Linked DNA regions of Homo sapiens: region 2 is linked to region 1. Evidence: chromatin loops called from intact Hi-C (ENCODE). Cell type or tissue: gastrocnemius medialis. All regions are shown on one strand. Each heading gives the region's core, and the rest is flanking DNA. Links, peaks and the distances in the headings are about the cores only. Region 1 overlaps LOC105373836 (a long non-coding RNA gene). Region 2 overlaps HYCC2 (hyccin PI4KA lipid kinase complex subunit 2).

The links. A loop is a pair of places that touch in the nucleus more often than their neighbours do. Peaks named below come from ENCODE experiments on the same cell type or tissue, not always from the same donor. Only the 100,000 strongest peaks of a DNase experiment are listed, where the experiment ranks them.
Region 2: a loop joins it to region 1, with 6 times the contacts of the local background. A loop is called at or near these places in 1 of 110 quality-filtered maps.

What each region holds. Positions count from the first base shown.
Region 1 is chr2:201,108,527-201,113,907 of GRCh38, reverse strand. All of the region lies in intron 1 of LOC105373836 (a long non-coding RNA gene), which reads left to right. Among named protein-coding and RNA genes, the nearest start is that of CFLAR, 4.9 kb to the left of the region's middle. In gastrocnemius medialis, for the core only: no CTCF peak of the experiment used is centred there; no DNase peak of the experiment used is centred there; H3K27ac peaks cover 1,298 bases.
Region 2 is chr2:201,056,529-201,061,909 of GRCh38, reverse strand. All of the region lies in intron 1 of HYCC2 (hyccin PI4KA lipid kinase complex subunit 2), which reads left to right. Among named protein-coding and RNA genes, the nearest start is that of HYCC2, 12 kb to the left of the region's middle. In gastrocnemius medialis, for the core only: no CTCF peak of the experiment used is centred there; no DNase peak of the experiment used is centred there; H3K27ac peaks cover 1,223 bases.

The sequences.
Region 1 (5,381 bases), core at 276-5,275:
GGATTACAGGCATGACCACTGCTGCTCTTGGCCTTTCTTATCTTTTTAGTACACCAAGAAAATTTTATTACAGATCAGCACCTGTCCTTAATTTGGAAACTACTATTCAAGAACACCTAGCTTAGCACCTCCATCACCACCTCCAACCCACCCTATCCCAAGTGAAAGCCATTTCTGGTTGTCAGTAGAACCATCATAGTGGACTTACCCCAGGCCCACCTTGCATGCCCACTGATTCTTACCACTTCAACACACACCAGTATGACTTCTAACCCAGCATATCCATATGTCGTTCCCTGAGGGCTTTTTCTGGCTCACATTGGAAGCCCATGTTGTCATCCCATTTGGCAAACCAGTAGGGGCAGGCATTTAACCCCCTACCCCTGTGCCATCCTTATCCTTTGGCTTCAGCAGCCCTCAAAGAATGACTGTATACACCTATGTTGACACTCCCACCTGCAGTCCACTTTCCATTTACATCCTCTTAAAATCAGCCACCCCTTGGGCTTAGGGATGTGCATACTTGCAGCATAGTTTGTCCCTGGGGTATGGACTTGGGGAAGAGGCCAATGTAGGCCCTGGTGGGAGGCTCAGGGCTCTTTGCGTAGAGAACTTCAGGTCTTAGGTACCCAAAGAGGGTTTATTCTTTTTGTTTTTTTGAGACGTAGTCTCACTCTGTCACCCAGGCTGGAGTGTAGTGGCACAATCCTGGCTCACTGCAACCTCTGCCTCCCAGGCCCAAGCAATTCCCTTGCCTCGGCCTCTCAAATAGCTGGGATTATATGCGCGCACCACCATATCCGGCTGATTTTTGTATTTTTAGTGGAGACAGGGTTTCACTACGTTGGCCAGGCTGGTCTTGAACTCCTGGCCTCAAGTGATCTGCCCACCTTGGCCTCCCAAAGTGCTGGAATTACAGGCGAGAGCCACCACACCCAGCCCCAAAGAGGGTTTTAAACAGAGGGTCTCGGTGTGGGCATGTCCTCTTGACCTTGCAGACTCCTCCCACCTCTGATGATTCTCCTCACCTGAGGGAAGGGCACAGCCCAAGAAGAGCCGGAGCAAGGCCCTTCTAAATCAGGGCCCACAACAGGACCCCCAGTGCCTGGGTCCAAGGGCAGTATTGCTTAAGCCTCTCTGACTTTCTGTTTCCACACTTAACAAAGTAGCAACAAATGTTCACGTTTTCATCAAATTCACTGGTTGTAAACCTTGGCTGCACATTAGACTGTCCCCAAGGAGCTGCAAAAACCTCAGTGGCCAGGTACCATTCCAGACTAATTGTATCAAAATCTCTGAGAGTGAGACCCAGGGATTGGTAGTTTTTAAAGCTCCCCGTGTGATTTCAATGTACAGTTAAGATTCAGAACAACTGATCTAATCCAAACATTTTCTCACTCCGTCAACCACAACCCAATTTTCAGATGAAGAATCTGAGGCTTAAAGTGAGTTAATAAATTGAGACATCTCACAACTAGCTAGTGACAGGACTAGGACAGGATGCCAAGAATTTATCTAATGCTTTTCCTTATATCACAGTGGGTGACTTGGGAATGGAGAATTAATAGCCACAGCAATGACTTTATATCTACTCTCTTAGCCACACATCCTGCCTCAACTCCTCTGACATTCTGGGAGAATATATTCTTGGCTGGGTATGGTAGCTCATGCCTATAAACCCAGCACTTTGGGAAGCCAAGGCAGAAGGAACACTTGAACCCAGGTGTTCAAGATCAGCCTGGGCAATACAGGGAGAGCCTGTCTCTACAAAAAATTAAAAAATTAGCCAGGTGTAGTGATGCATACATGTGGTCCCAGCTACTCAAGAGGCTGAAGTGGGAGGATCACTTGAGCCAGGCAGGTTGAGGTTGCAGTAAACCATGAGCACAGCACTGTACTCCAGCTTGGATGACAGAGTGAAACCCCGTCTCAAAAAATATATATAAATAAATTTAGTTTAAAAAGAATACATTCTTTTTTTTTTTGAGATGGAGTCTCGCTCTGTCGCCAGGCTGGAGTGCAGTGGCATGATCTCAGCTCACTGCAACCTCCGCCTCCCGGGTTCAAGCGATTCTCCTGCCTCAGCCTCCCGAGTAGCTGGGACTGCAGGTGCGCGCCAGCATGCCCAGCTAATTTTTTTTTTTTTTTTTTTTTTTGAGACAGAGTCTCACTCTGTCACCCAGGCTGGAGTGCAGTGGCACGATCTCGGCTCACTGCAATCTCCGCCTCCTGGGTTCAAGTGATTCTCCTGCCTCAGCCTCCCAAGTAGCTGGAATTACAGGCGCCCACCACTACGCCCAGCTAATTTTTTGTATTTTTAGTAGAGACAGGCTTTCACCATGTTGGCCAGGCTTGTCTCGAACTCCTAACCTCATGATTCACCCGCCTCGGCCTCCCAAAGTGCTGGGATTACAGGCATGAGCCACCGCGCCCAGCCATAATTTTTGTATTTTTAGTAGAGACAGGGTTTCACCATGTTGGCCAGGATGGTCTCGATAAAAAAAAAATACATTCTTGAGAAGAATAAATAAACACAATTCTAATATGCTGGTGCTATGGTTTGGATATTTGTCCCCTCTAAACCTCATGTTGAAATTTGATCCCCATGTTGGAGGTGGGCCTCATGGAAGGTATTTGGGTCATGGGGGTAGATACCTCATGAATAGATTAATGCCTTCCCTTAGTGGTGAGGGAGTTTTTCTTCTATTAATTCCCACAAGAGCTGGTTGTTAAACAGAGCCTGGCACTTTCCCCTTTTTCACTGTTTCTTCTTCTCTCACCATGAGAGAAGCCTTTTGCCTTCCACCATGGGTGGAAGCAACCTGAAGCTTTCACCAGAAGTCAAGCAGATGCCAGTGCCATGCTTCTTGTACAGCCTGCAGAACCATGAGTTAAATAAACCTCTTTTCTTTATAAACTACCCAGTCTCAGTTATTCTTTTATAGCAATACAAAACAGACTAAGACAGCTGGGTTTCTATAGAAGTAGTCAACTGTAGATTTGTAGCAACAGCCTTTACAAGCAAAGCAAGGTGCAGAAATTAGTAGTTAACTAAGTCATTTCCAGAAATATATCTGGCACTATTACATAAGGATTAATAGTACTGCCTCTGGAACTAGTTCTGGGTTTGCATTCCAGCTTTGCCTCTCACTAGCAGTGTGAACTTCTGGGTAAGTTTCCTCTTTGTGCCTCAATTTTCTCACCTGTAAAAAGGGAATGACAGTAATAGTCCCAACCTCATAGAATTATTACACAAATTAATATTTGGAATATGCCTGGCATGGCCAGGCAAGGTGGCTCACGCCTGTAATCCCAGCACTTTGGGAGGCTGAGGTGGGAGGAACACTTGAGGCCAAGAGGTCAAGACCAGTCTGGGCAACATAATGAGACCCTGTCTCCACAAAAATAATTTTTAAAAATCAGCTCAGTGGGGGTAGCGCACACTTGTAGTCCCAGCTGCTCAGGAGGCCAAGGTGAGCATATTGCTTGAGCCCAGGAGTTCAAGGCTGCAGTAAGCTTGATTGCACTACTGCACTCCAGCCTAGGTAACAGAGTGAGACCCTGTCTCTGAATAATATGCCTGGCATATAGTAGGTGCTAAATAAATTAAACACTATGTACCAGGCATTGATTTAGCCTCTGGGAATATAGTGGAAGGAAAAAGGAAAGGTCCTACACTTGGAGCTTAGAAGTTATATTGACAACTTCCATTTCACCTTTTCCCAAAAGTTTTCCCCCATGGTTAAGTGCAAGTGAGCAAATAATTGATTTTATTTTATTTTATTTGTATTACTTATTTATTTTTGAGATGGAGTTTTGCTCCTGTTGCCCAGGCTAGAGTGCAATGGTGTGATCTCGGCTCGCTGCAACCTCCGCCTCCTGGGTTCAAGCGATTCTCCTGCCGCAGCCTCCCAGGTAGCTGGGATTACAGGAGCCCGCCACCACATCCAGCTAATTTTTTGTATTTTTAGTAGAGATGGGGTTTCACCATGTTGGTCAGGCTGATCTTGGAACTCCTGACCTCAGGTGATCCACCCACCTCAGCCTCCCAAAGTGCTGGGATTACAGGCGTGAGCCACTGTGCCCGGCCATTTTTTTTTTATTATTTTTCAGAGATGGAGTCTCACAGTGTCACCCCCAAGCTGGAGTGCAGTGGCATGATCATACCTCACTGCAGCCTCAAACTTCTGGCCTCAAGCAATCCTCCTGTCTCAGCCTTCTGAGTACCTGGGACTACAGGGATGTGCCACCGTGTTTGGCTAATACTTTTAATTTTTGTAGAGAAAGGGTCTTGCTTTGTTGCATAATCTAGCAAATAAATTTTAAAAATAATTTCTGTCACACCAGAAGGCTACGCTATAATATCCATTCATTGGCAAACATTTTTGAGCTCCTACTATGTGCCAGGTACTACATAAAAGAAATAGAGGCCAGGCACAGTGGCTCACAACTGTAATCCCAGCACTATGGGAGGCCAAGGCAGACGGATCACTTCAGGTCAGGAATTTGAGATCAGCCTAGCCAACATGGCGAAACCATCTACTAAAAATAGAAAAATTAGCCAAACATGGTGGTGCATGCCTGTATTCCCAGCTACTCTGGAGGCTGCGGCAGAAGAATTGCTTGAACCTGGGAGGTGGAGGTTGCAGTGAGTTAAGATCACACCACTGTACTCCAGCCTGGGAGACAGGCTCAAAAAAAAAAAGAAAAAGAAAAAAAAGAAATAGAGTCTTTGTCCTCAAGGAATTCCTAAGAGGGATATTCAGCTGTAAAACTCTTATTGAATAATGCAATACTATGCGTGCATTTCCATGTATTTATACATATAATTTTATTGATAATATATATAAGGTAACGCCTTGTTTATCAGGAAATAACTTTTACCCAACAACCTAGCCAAGAATTAGGGATTATTAAGGAAAAGAGGCGCCTGTAATCACAGCACTTTGGGAGGCTGAGACAGGCAGATCACCTAAGGTTGGGAGTTCGAGACCAGCCTGGCCAGCATGGTGAACCCCTTTCTCTACTAAAAATATAAAAAATTAGCCAGGCATGGTGGCATGTGCCTTTAATCCCTGCTACTCGGGAGGCTGAGGCAGGAAAATCGCTTGAACCCAGGAGGCAGAGATTTCAGTGAGCCAAGATCGCGCCATTGCAATCTAGCCTGGGCAACAAGAGCAAGACTCCATCTCAAAAAAAAAAAAAAAAGGCATTTGAGTGTACAAAAAAGGTGTCACTAAACTAACTCAGTTTGTTTGTAAGATCCTTGGGGTCTAGTTATTTTCATCACAAATGTTAACAAGTTCATTTGGCTGGTTTCCTACGTTATAATGAGCTGAGAATTAGGAGCTTCCAGAGCTGGATCAGGAATAAGAAGTGGC
Region 2 (5,381 bases), core at 216-5,215, 52 kb after region 1:
GGTCTCAAACTTCTGGGCTCAAGTGATCTGCCTGCCTTGGCCTCCCAAAGTGCTGTGATTACAGGTGTAAGCCACTGCACCTGGCCAGAATGTGTACTGTTTTATGCAAGTCTGTTGGGTAGGCCACAGAGAGATCAGTTTATTTTCCGTTTTCTTTAAGAATGAAAAACAGTCTAAAAAATGACAGTCAGTAAAATAATTTGTGAAAAGATTTTTCTGAATTAAATTTTAAATTTAAAAATTTAAAAATTTTCTTATTCAATAAAAATAAAAAAAAAAAAACTATAAGTATGAAAGACTTCAAGTGGCAGCCAGGAAGAACTGGTTCAAAGTATTTATGAAGTATAAATAGAAAAGTCTGTATAATATGCAGGAAAATCAGCCTTAATTGATTATGATTGTTGTGCTACAGCAGTGTTTTTTTAAAACTTGAAGGAGGTTAATCTGTAGAAGAGTCAACTATTTTATTTTATTTTTTTTTTCAGATGGAGTTTCGCTCTCCCAGGCTGGAGTGCAATGCTGCAGTCTCTGCTTACTGCAACCTCCACCTCCCGGGTTCAAGCGATTCTTCTGCCTCAGCCTCCCAAGTAGCTGGGGTTAAAGGCATGTGCCACCATGCTTGGCTAATTATTAGTATTTAGTAGAGACAGGGTTTCACTATGTTAGGCTGGTTTCGAACTCCTGACCTCAGGTGATCCACCCACCTTGGCCTCCCAAAGTGCTGGGATTACGGGCATGAGCCACCACCACACCCAGCCAACTTTTTTTTTTTTTAATTTGAACAAGTTTTAAACAGCTAGTTGAACATCTTCCATTAAAATGTTCCTTTTTTTTTTTGATAAACTATTTATTTTCTTAACCCATTATTTTCATGTAATTTGGCTTTTCCAGTTACAGTTTTGTAAGCCACATTGCCTTTTTAGAACATAACTACCAACTGTTGGCAAAAAATTACAGTACTGTAGTATGAAATTTGTTAGTGTACTAAAGTACTCTAAACATCCATCCATATGTTGTACTCTCCAAGAGTAGAATCTCTTTTTTCAGTCTTGCTTCCTACTCTACCCCTCCCATTTCAGTAGAAATATCTTATACTTTATGAACATTAAGTTGAGGCATAGCTGAGATGGCTGTTGGTGTTTTAGAATACAAATTTGTTGCTGGAGTCTCTTTTTTGCTTTATCAGTTAGGAATTGTGTTTGGCTGCCGGAAACAGAGATAAGAAATAACCATTGCTTAAAGTAGTTAATTTGGTAAAAAAAATTCAGACGTAGGAGATCTAGGGCCTATATGGCAACTCTGTGGAGTTGTCAAGGGCACAGGCTGCTTCTGTCTTCTTCTTTCGCCATCTTTAGCATGTGTCTTCTACTTTCAAGATTACCTAATGGTTGCTGGACCTCCAGCCATCACATTTATGTTCTAGGCAGAAGAAAGGAGGAAGAAAGGCATAGACAAAAGGGCTATATCTCTCATCTTTTAAAAAAACCTCTCTAGAATTTCCTACACAACACTTCTTCTGATCTCATTGACTGAAACATAGTCATTTGGCTATACTTAGCTACAGGTAAGGTTCAGAAATGGCTTTTAGCTGGTCATACAAACTAGATTAGTGAGAGTGGAGTAAGGATCTATATTGGATGGAAACTAGTAATCTTTGACATACTTGCTCCTTATCTTCTATACTGTATCTGCTGCTGACCGCCTAGTAGTGCTGTTAAGCTCTTCATTCAATAGACATGAATTAAGTGCTAACTATGTACTAGGTCCTGTTAAGAACCGGAAATGCAAATGCAAGTGAGGCATACTCCCTGCCCCAGAAAAGTTGTGGTTTAGTAAGAAGAACCCCCCCCCCCCCGCTTTTTTTTTAGACAGAGTTTTGCTGTTGTTGCCTAGGCTGGAGAGCAGTGGCGCAATCTCGGCTCACTGCAACCTCCGCCTCCCGGGTTCAAGTGATTCTCCACCTCAGCCTCCCAAGTAGCTGGGATTACAGGCATGTGCCACTACGCTGGCTAATTTTTGTATTTTTAGTAGAGACGGGGTTTCACCATGTTGGCCAGGCTGGTCTTCAACTTTTGACCTCAGGTGATCCACCCGCCTCGGCCTCCCAAAGTGCGAGGATTACAGGCATGAGCCACTGCACCCAGTCAATAAGAGGGCTCTTCAACCTGCACACAGGTCTTTGACAACATAAGATGTTGAGTACTATGGGCTGTTGTGACTATGATTCTGCCCACCCCATCAATTTATGAGGCTTAAGAGGGAGAAGGGGAGAGGCCTTCTTTGGAAGGGGAGTATTAATGGAAAGAAACTATTCCCTGCTCTGTGAGGGGAAAGGAAAGGGTTTTTTCCTTCCCAAAAGTCAAGATAAGGAGGTCCTGAAAGAGTCACTCTCTGTCATTAAGAAGAGAGATTTACATTTGCTCTTTGGTTGGGTATCTGCCTAGCCACCAATCTCACTTATATGCCCCTGTTCTACTGAAGAAGACATGGTAATGGAATGCCTGATACCAGGGCCAGGCATTCCCATCTATAACTTGGATTCCTGTTCTGAGAGGTATAAGAGATGGATTCTGCATATATCCTTAGGTCATTCTGAACAAGTCAGGAACTATATTCATCAGGGTTTTCCAGAGAAACAGAACCAATAAGGTTGTGTGTGATTTATTATAAGGTTTATTATAGGAATTGGCTTACACAATTTAGGAGGCTGACAAGTCCCGAGATCTGCAGGGTAGTTGGCAAGCTGGAGACTCAGGAGACCTGACTGTATAGTTCCAGTCAGACACAGTCCAAAGTCCTGAGAACCAGAGATAACATAGTAGCAGTCACTCAGGCTTGAGACTCTGAAGAGCTAATGTTTCAGTTTGAGTTTGAAGGCTGGAGAAAGCCAATGTCCTTAGGCAGGAGGAACTGACTCTCTACTTGGGGGAGGCTTAGCCTTTTTGTCTGTTCAGGCTTTCCACTGATTAAATGACATCCACCACATTAGGAAAGGCAGTCTGCTTTACTCAGTCTATAGATTTAAATGTTAATCTCATATGGAAACACCCAGAAAAATGTTTAGCTAAATATATGGAGATGAGATTGGAAACATTTTTATCCAGGGTAGAATGGAAGCTCTCTGACCAGAGAAAAGTGTCATGACATAGTGATAAGAAACAAATGTAATTCGATATGAAAATTTCTGTGATTTCTTTTTTTTTCTTGAGATGGGGTCTGGCCCTGTTTCCCAGGCTGGAGGCCAATGGTGCAATCTTGGATTACTGCAACCTCCACCTCCCAGGTTCAGGTGATTCTCATGCTTCACCTTCCTGGGTAGCTGGGACTACAGGCATGCGCCACGATGCCTGGCTAATTTTGTATTTTTAGTAGAGACGGGGTTTCACCATGTTGGCCAGGCTGGTCTCCTGACCTCAAGCGATCCACCCGCCTTGGCTTCCCAAAGTGCTGGGATTACAGGCGTGAGCCGCTGTGCTGGGCCTAATACCTGTGATTTCTATTGGTGACCAAATCACAAAAATATTATGGCTGGTTGTTTTATTGTTTTGCCTATACTCACAATCTAATGACATTATAAATGTTAGTTAGAGATTGGTAAAAAGTGATACAATTTTCTTCTTATCAAAGTTTATGAGTTTTATTATAGATCCCTGGGGGTCTGTGGACGCTATGTTGAGAACTTCTGTGTGAAGAGGAAGGAGAGGGCTTTGAATTGATGCAGGGTTGTATGCTATGGAAAAGATTCATAGAGGAGGCAACTGTTGGTCTGAGTGTTGGAAGAAGGGGAGGGTAGTTAGGATAGAGGGTAGTTGAAAGGCATTCCAGAGAGGAATGTAGCATAAGAAAATGTGTGAGGTGTGAGACAGCCTGGCATATTGTGAAATTGTAGATCAGCATTGGTGAGGGGAAGTCTGTGTTGAGCCAGGGTATAATTTCTATTCTTGCTGACAAGACCATTTTGTTCACGTGCCTGTTGAGCAAATACTGGTTACAAAGGCCATTTAGCCAAACCGATAGATCCATATCTTTGGTCTCTTCAGGTATAGTGAACAACGAGATACTGTTTGAAGTTTTGCCTACTGGGAGTTCCCTTTCTCCTGTCCTGTAGGGCTACTTCTCTGTAAGGTCAATGCCAGCAGACTGTATGCAACCATGTATAAACCAGGCCTAAGTTTTTTTTTTTCCTTCTTTCCTTTGATCTTAGGGAACTCTACAAGGCCATAGATTAAGGAAGAGTTGATTAGTAGAAGTAAGTGCCATGGGTGTCTCAGCCATTTGTTCTTCTAGCTTATTTGTGCTTTTGGAGCCTGCTCTAACCTCATTACAACCATTGTAGTCAGGATTACTTGGTTATGTAGTGGTAACAACCAACCTTCAAATAAAGGCTTAAAATTTGAAAAAGAGAGATTTGTTTCCTCTCATGTAAAATCTGGTGCAAGCTGGGTGATTCCAGGCAGCTGTTCTTCATTTGATGGGTCAGCATTGCATATCTATATTTATCTCTGCTTCTATTATCATAGTGACGAGAAGAACAGGCTGGAGAATTGCATACTGGCACATAAATGTTTCTACAGAAATGATTTCTGCTCTTTGGTCAAAGAAAGTCATAAGGTCACATTTGACTTAAAGAGGATAGACAAATATAGTCCTCCCTTGTTCCCTTGAAAGTTCATATCTGACACACTATCACTTCCATTTCATCATGGAATGCTGCCAGCACATATAGCTTTATGGCTTGGAGGATCGGAACACTCACTTCTTGAAAGTATGTCAGGTCACATGGTCAGTCTCTGCTGGTGCTCAAAAGCCAAGCAAGGAGCTATTTCTCAAAAGAAGAGCAATCATCTGCAGAGAGGGCATAGCTCTCTTCAGAAGCAGTAGTTCTCATGCAGGGGCACACTTGACAATGTTTAGAGACATTTTGTTGGTCCAATTCAGGGCATTGCTATTGGCATGTAATAGGAAGAGGGCAGGGATGCTGCTAAACATCCTACCATGTAAAAGACAGCCTTTCACAATGTCAAGGGTGACCAAAATGCCAATAGTGCCAAGGTTAAGAAATCCTGCTTTAGATGGACTTAAGTGCCTGGTGGTCTGTGTTGTGATTCTTCTAGCAGGGCCTACTGGTAGCTTTATACAGCTACTTTATCATCTACCACAGACGCTTTGAATACCACCGAATTTGCTGGATATTAAGGCCCAAATGGCAGAGCATCTTTTTTTTTTTTTTTTTTTGAGATGGAGTTTCACTCTTGTTACCCAGGCTGGAGTGCAATGGCATGATCTTTGCTCACCGCAACCTCCGCCTCCCGGGTTCAAGCAATTCTCCTGCCTCAGCCTCCGGAGTAGCTGGGATTATAGGCATGCACCACCACGCCTGG